Regions from separate parts of the Homo sapiens genome. Here region 1 is linked to region 2. Evidence: read pairs that join two places in POLR2A ChIA-PET (ENCODE). Cell type or tissue: CD4-positive, alpha-beta T cell. All regions are shown on one strand.

Region 1 (4,000 bases), 130 kb after region 2:
TGCTTACTGCGGTGCCCTGCATGTTTTGTGTTGCATGGGACAAGATGGCATGTGCTTTCATGGAAAGTCACTGGAAATAATAAAACAATCCTGCGAAAAGCAGTTGCGACCCCGTTGATGCCCTCACCCAGAGTAAGAAGCTGGGATGCTATGGCCACTGCAGGCCCACTCAGCCAGGCACCCTTTGTTCAGAGAAATGGGAACGGCCATTCAGTTCCCGCCAGTGTGGGTGACACGCAGACCTTTTGAGGAATAACAAGACCACTGTGTCTATAAGACTGAGTGAATTCTTCCTTCTCTCAAACAGCAGACATGACCCAATTGTCCTTGAGTTTATATAAACTGCAGTCACACTTAGGTATGGTTTCAATTCATATTCCACTTGAAGGTAGTAAGATCTATAGTTTTGTTGCCCCCATATGAATGAACACTTTCTTTAATCATCCTCAATCGCTTCTAAATATTGAGGGAATCCTGGGCAGAAACATACTAGAGTGGAAACAAGACACAGATGTCACTGAGAAGGAGCCTCACATCCCTGGGCTCATCTCTGAAGTAAGAGAATCATACCTGAACTGTCCTCCCCACAGGGGATGATGAAAACCCAAGAGAATAATGGATTTAAAATCATTTTGCAGAATGTTAATATGCCACTTTTACTACTGTTATCATTCCCCAGTGTTAGAAAAAAGACTTACTTAAAATGTTTTTACCTAATAAATTAGTGTTTATTCATTTATTTATTCATTCAGCATAAATTTGTTGATCATTAGTGTGTGCCAGGCACAATTCTAGACTCTTGTGATTTACAAATAAGTTAGATAGCAAAGTGTCTACCATAATGGAATGTAGCTTTTCCGTGGGGAAAGACAGAACATGAATGCATAAACAGGTATATACACACACATAATCCACAAGGGAAAATTGATGAATTGGATGTCACTAAAATTAAAACTTTTGCTCTACAAAACACTCTGTTAAGACAACGAAAAGACAAGCAACAAGGTAGCAAAAATACTTAGAAATCAAATATTCATCAAAGAACTAGTATCTAGAATATACAATGAAATCTCAAATTCAACGATTTAAAACAATGTAGTAAGAAAATGGGCAAAAGACATGGGCAGATAGTTCACTAAAGATGAAATTTAAATGTACATGAAAAGATATTTAATTCCATCAACTATTAGGCAAATGCCAGTTAAAACCATGATGAGCTGTCACTACATACCTAGAATGAGTGACATAAAACACAAAGAAAACACCAAATTTTGACTAAGACAATGAGAAACTGAATCACTGGTACATTGATCGAGGCAAAGTGAAATGGTATAGCCACTCACACCAGTTTGGCGTTTTCTTTTAAAGCTAGCCATGTAATTGCTGTATGACCCAGCTATCCCACTCTCAGGCATTAATCCCAGAGAGATGGAAATGTACATTCACAGTAAAACCTGCACACACATCTTTACAGAAGCTTTATTCATGGTAGCCAAAAACTGGAAATAGCCCAGATGGCCTCCAGAGCATGAAGAGTTAAACTGTGTACAGCCATGCCATGGAATACTACTCAGCCATTAGAAAGAATAAACTATTGATACAACCCAGATGGAAGCTCCAGAGAATTATGCTGAATAAGAAAAGCCAATCTGCAAGGTTTGCACAGTGTATGACTTCATTTATAGAACGTTCTTGAAATAACAAAACGACAGGAAACACTGATGAGTGGTTGCCAGGAGTTCAGGGTAGGAGAGTTGGCTCTGAAAGGGAAGGAATATGGGTGTGGCTCTGAAAGGAAAGAGGCTGGGCTTGGTTATGAAAAAAGATGGTGGGGGTGGCTATGTGCAGGGCAGAAGTGGGCGTGGCTATTAATTGGAAGGGGGATGGACGTGGCAATGAAAGACAATGGGGTGGTCATGGTTATGAAAGGAAAAGGATGGGCGTGGCTCTGAACAGGAAAAGGGTGAGTGTGGCTATGAAAGGGAAAGGAGTGAACTTGGTGATGAACAGGAAGAGGCTGGGCGTGGCTGTGAAAGGGCAGGGAGTGGGCGTGGTGATGAACAGGAAAAGGCTGGGCGTGGCTATGAAAGGGAAGAGGGTGGACTTGGTGATGAAAGGGCAGGATGTGGGCGGGGCTATAAAAGGACACAGAGGAACTCTTGCTCCTTCGGTGATAGTTATCTGCATGTTGACTGTGGTCATAGACACAGAAACCTACACTGGTGCTAAAATCGCATGCACATATATGAACACAAGAGAAGTAGGAAATCTGGACATCGGTGGGAGGAATCAATGTCGTTCTGCCTGTATGTGCTATGGTTCTGCAAAATGTTGTCATTGGCGGACACTGAGACGGGTGCATGGGATCTCTGTATTCTTTCTTCCAGCTGCATGTGAATCTACAGTTACCTCAAAACAGTTTAAAACCAAAATCTGTGTGATATAATCCCAGATAATGACAAATGCCGTAAAGAAAAACCCACTCATTCTCATTTGGGAGATTAGAGGAAGGGTGGATGAGGAGAAAGGCCAGCAAAACTTTGGCTGAGAACAGAGTGTGACTGAGAGCCCCAAGGAGCTTCCGCCTGGCTGCTGTTATTTTTGTTTTGCAGCTAAGCTGCCTGCTAAACATGCCGTTTAAGAGTTCATCCTGGGAATTCCATTACCAGTGATCACAAGCAGCATCTGTGACAGGGAACTGTGAGCAGCCAGAACCGTGGGTGCATATTCCTTCCTACCGCACCTGAAGAACTGGGAAAAGGAGGTCACTGACTCACTCACTCCTTACCTAATTGTTCTGTGAATCTTTACCTAGTGAGGACCTATTGTTAAAAGCACACTGTAGTTGGATGGATGGATGGATGGACGGATGGATGTGCACACACATTTAGTAAGCAGCAGCATCATATACCCTGCAAGGGCATTTAGCCTATAGTTCATTTGTCAGTGGCTTTTAAATCTACATCTCATAAATTACTCCCAGACGGGAATGCATCTTGGAACAAAGGTAGTCTCACCTCCAGCAATTACTCTAACTCCCCTTCCTCCAAGAGGGGTTCTCATGTTTGTGAGGGTGTGTCCTCACGCCTGGAGAGCCTGAGGGACCCAGGAAAGGAGCCAGGAGCACCCAAACTGGAGTATTTGGACAAGCAGCCCTGATGAGAGGCTGAAGGTGCTTTGCTGTTTCACCTGGGAATGGGAAGGGCACTCCTGACTCCATGATTTGTGAATGTGCGCCTGGAGAACAGAGCACGCTCCAAATAAAACCTTTCATTTTGTCCACAAAATTCTGTTTTGTAGATACTTATCACTTTAATGAAAAACCTGTCCCTCTCCTGACAATGATCAGTCATATCTGCCGTTGAGGCACTGGGACTGCGGCTGCTCCCACAGGAATGGCCTGATGGTCTCCAGGTCTTCCTCCTTGTTACCTTTTGTGAACACTGAAGAATAGAAAAAACACTTTTCCCAAAACAACGATGGACAACACGATGAATCTATAGAACATGCTAACAAGCTTAAAGTGATAGAGATGAATTTTTAGGATTACCAGTAGAGTAAGTCATTGTGTAAATTAACGTAATAATATTTTATGAAAGCAAAATATTATGATTGTTTTAAGCATAGTACTGGCAATATATTAGAGTGGCTTTGATTATTAATGTCCAATCCTACTATTTCTCAATCACTTGTTTTGCTTTATGTTGGTTTGTTTATAAGATTTATTTAAATTTGTCTATTTTTTGTCTTTCAAATGGTGAGAATTAACTTGCATTTTTATAAAACCACTATGTCGAATACCATTCCAACCTTTCTTAGTCAATTTAGTAAGTAATAGCTCAGAATGTGTTGGAAATAACTGTGCCTACTATATAAACATTAATCACAGAAGTTTATGCATAAGCCCCATTTTAAACACTATTTGGATGTTGCTTTATAGCTATAACAAATAAAAAATTTTAAATTATTACCCAAGATGTTGCATTTTGTTTTGCTTTTT
Region 2 (4,000 bases):
TGTTTTCATTTTCAAAGTCCAGAAAGACAACATGATTTTCTAATCCAGACACTGACTTTATATCTGGAGTCTCCGGGCATGGTGTCTCATGCCTGTAATCCTGGCACTTTGGGAGGCCAAGGTGGGTGGATCACCTGAGGTCAGGAGATTGAGACCAGCCTGGCCAACATGGTGAAACCCCGTCTCTACTAAAAATATAAAAAATAGCCAGGCGTGGTGGTGGGCACCTATAATCCCAGCTACTTGGGAGGCTGAGGCAGGAGAATCACTGAGGCAGGAGAATCACTGAGGCAGGAGGCAGAGGTTGCAGTGAGTTGAAATTGCGCCACTGCACTCCAGTCTGGGTGACAGAGTGAGACTCTGTCTTAAGAAAAAAAACAAAACCTGAAGAGCCAGGGAGTATACATTCCTTAGTATGGAACTGGTAGTTCTGCCTTTGAAAAGCAGAATCCCCAACTTGTTAGGGTTAACAGACAGGTCCTCAAGCCTTGACTCGTTGGCTAGATTCCCAAGCCAACTGCACCCTCCTCCCCTAAAGGAGGGGCCATTCTGTGGTGAATCCCAGCCTCTGCTCCCATCACCGTCCCCCAATTGCAGTCCTCCCAGCCCCAGAGGGTAGCTCCTCCTTCACAATGAGGGACTGTGGAGACACTTGGATGAGGCTTTGTGCTCTGCTAGGATCAATTCAAATTTGGGTGAGACAGAAAGAAGAGATGAACAGCCAGACATTTGAGAAGAAAGAAAACAGAGCCAGCCACTGAATGACAATTAAGTATGTGACGATATCCACCCACTGCCAGGACCAACAGACGCTCTCCGTATTGTACGCACTGGGAAGTTTAAGATATTCTGCTGCATGTTTTCATAATGAGACTTCTTTTCAGAGAGGGAAGCTAGAAAGCATCATCCTATATGAAAAAAAAAAAAAAATGAAACTAACATGAAACACTGAATAAAAGGATAAAGAAAAAAGAAGCAAAGCTGTAGCTGCGCATTTGAGTCATTATCCTAGAAACTTTACGTGTTACCTTACTGTCCCTTACAACTGCTCTGTAACGTGTGGAGGGAGGAGTGGAATTCTAGATGGTGTTCCGCCAGACTGCACTCCGAGTGCATCAGCACCGCATGTTTTATCTGAACTATATTTACAGTGTATAAGATGATTCAGGTCAGCCTTCTATTTCAGAAATTCACAATCTATGGGAAAGTTCTGGCAAAGTACACACCAGAACTAGATTTAAAGACAAATATTCCAGCTCCCAGCCCAGGATGTGCCCCAACACAGAGAGGCCTCTAGAAAGAGACTGATTTCTGCCAGGTTCCAGTAGGACTAATTGGCTCTTACTTTCCTCCAGACAAGGATGCCGTCTGCAGTCTGTCATCTCATCTGTATGGATAACGTAGGGTCTGCTACAGAGTACAACTTTGAAAAATATTTAGGAAAAAATTAACAAACTATGCTGGAGGTTGTGCAGCAACGCTGAATTCATAAAACCTGGGCTAATCTATGTCCTGAAGATTCTTCCTCTAGGCCATCTTCTGCTTAAAAGGATGAGAAATGGTAAATGGGATTTAGGAAAAATTTGAGTTGGAAATAAATCGATTCCCACACAGGCTGTATATTTGCATCTACATATTCAAAGGGTCTTGATTCTGCTGTGGTTTACTGACACGTAGCTGGCTTTAATACATATTTACTGAAGCCCTACCACCTGCAGACGTCCTGACCCAACTGTCCACATGCACACCAGTCCCAGGCTCATGGCATTAGTGCACTTTCCCAGCATTTCTTCCCCTGGGGATGTGAAAGGATTCTGCTTCCTGTAGGATGCTGAGGTCCCTGCTGTAGAGCAGTGAGGATGGGCGGCTTCGGGTTGGCACCCTGTGTGTTTACTCCGAGTCAGATTTTTAAAAATGCATCCCAGAGTGCTCTCACATGTTCTTCATAATGGATATGGTTCTGACATTTTCCCTGAGTCTCTAATCCTGATGAAAAGCAGATGGTATTTACTTGCAAAACTCCAATCTGACCTGCCAGTGTTATCCTCTCCTGCGACCTGGCTCTTTGCCATTGGCCCTAAGAGGGATCCTAGCAGGCACAGCCTTCTCAGACTCAACCATTCCCATCCCTCCTTCATCCTGTGCTGGGAAGGGAGCCATTCCATCCATGCCTAGGGGTGGCTTCTGGAAGTTCCCTCTGCCTGACACATAACCAGTGCACCCTGCCGTCTTCAAGCAAGACCTCACTTAAAACAACCTGGACAGCCAGGCGCGGTGGCCCACGCCTGTAATCCCAGCACTTTGGGAGGTTGAGGCGGGAGGATCACCTGAGGTTGGGAGTTTGAGACCTGCCTGACCAACATGGAGAAACCCTGTCTCTACTAAAAATACAAAATTACCTGGGTGTGGTGGTGCATGCCTGTAATCCCACCTACTTGGGAGGCTGAGGCAGGAGAATCACTTGAACCTGGGAGGTGGAGGTTGTGGTGAGCCAAGATTGTGCCACTGCACTCCAGCCTGGGAAACAAGAGTGAAACTCTGTCTTAAAAACACCACCCTGGACACATAAGAACCTGCCATACGCTTGATCATGGCAGAAGAGTCAGAACATTTATTACAATCACCTATTCTGAGTATGAACAGGTTATCTCATTCATTCATCCATTCACTTATTTATGAGATGTTTAAAAAGTGCCCCATGCAGTAGACACTGTGGTGATACTGAAGGAATCCAGGACACAAGTACTTTCTTCTGTGAGCTTTCTTCTTCTTTTTTTTTTTTTTTTTTTTTTAACAGGTCTTGCTCTGTGGCCCAGCAGGCTGGAGCTCAGAAATATTAACATCTGCCTGAGACAGATCCCCAGGAAGTCTAAAGGCTGGGAAAAAAAAAATAGGCATACAGACAGTTTGGTTTCCTTCTCATTACACCATCTGGTGTGATCTCGGCTCCCTGCAACCTCGACCTCCCAGGCTCAAGTGATCCTCCTGCCTCAGCCTCCCGAGTAGCTGGGACTACAGGCGTGTGCCACTGCCTGGCTAATTTCTGTATTTTTTGTAGAGACAGGGTTTCACCATGTTACCCTGGCTGGTCTCAAATCCCTGAGCTCAAGTGATCTGCCTGCCTCATCCTCCCAGAGTGCTGGGACTACAGGCATGAGCCACTGTGCCCGTCCTTCTTCCAATAAGAGGAAAAGTAAATAAATAATTAAGAAAATATTAAAAATCAGGGCCCTAAACATGGGAAAACAGCAGGGCCAATACAGAAAGCGAAGGATGAGCCCTATGGGAGAGAGGAGAAACACTGAGGTGTTACCTGGGCTTCCTCTCAGAAAAACCAGCTGTGCAGTGGCCCTGAGGAAGGGAGAGCTCGGTGTGTGCACACAAAGAAGGAACTGTGTGGTCCCGAGAAGGCGCTTCTCCCCGTGCGTCCTGAGAACGCTCCTTCTCCCCGTGCGGTCCTGAGAACGAGCTTCTCCCCGTGCGGTCCTGAGAACGCTGCTTCTCCCCGTGCCGTCCTGAGAACCCTGCTTCTCCCCGTGCGGTCCTGAGAACGAGCTTCTCCCCGTGCGGTCCTGAGAATGCGCTTCTCACCGTGAGGTCCTGAGAACGCTGCTTCTCACCAGGTTCAGTTACAAGGGCTCTTCATAGGCTTAATAGTCTGAAGCCCTCGCAGAGATTTTGTTCATGAAAGTTATAGCTACCACATTAACAATTAAAACTAAGATATTTTAAAACATTATTTGCTTTTTAGTTATTAAAAATATTTTTAAAACCCAGTACCTGTTAATATAAGTGATTATATATTTATGAAAAATAATATTTTCCATAAAAAAGACATTTATTGAAAGAGCGTCATTGTTTCACATTTAGCAAATGTCTTTCATGCGTGTCTTAATAGAGCAGCTGAATTCTCATCTGCCTCTGCACTTAACATATTGCATAAGTTGTTTTGGCTGAAGCATTTGAAGATAATCCAACCCCACAGATGATGTAGTTGCAT

The links. Peaks named below come from ENCODE experiments on the same cell type or tissue, not always from the same donor. Only the 100,000 strongest peaks of a DNase experiment are listed, where the experiment ranks them.
Region 1: POLR2A ChIA-PET joins it to region 2 with 5 read pairs; 2 of 35 experiments call an interaction of 5 or more read pairs at or near these places.

What each region holds. Positions count from the first base shown.
Region 1 is chr2:2,055,367-2,059,366 of GRCh38, reverse strand. All of the region lies in intron 3 of MYT1L (myelin transcription factor 1 like), which reads left to right. Among named protein-coding and RNA genes, the nearest start is that of MYT1L-AS1, 260 kb to the left of the region's middle. In CD4-positive, alpha-beta T cell, no CTCF peak of the experiment used is centred here; a DNase peak (open chromatin) is centred at 2,086.
Region 2 is chr2:2,189,348-2,193,347 of GRCh38, reverse strand. The region is part of intron 2 of MYT1L (myelin transcription factor 1 like); the gene reads left to right. Among named protein-coding and RNA genes, the nearest start is that of MYT1L-AS1, 130 kb to the left of the region's middle. In CD4-positive, alpha-beta T cell, no CTCF peak of the experiment used is centred here; no DNase peak of the experiment used is centred here.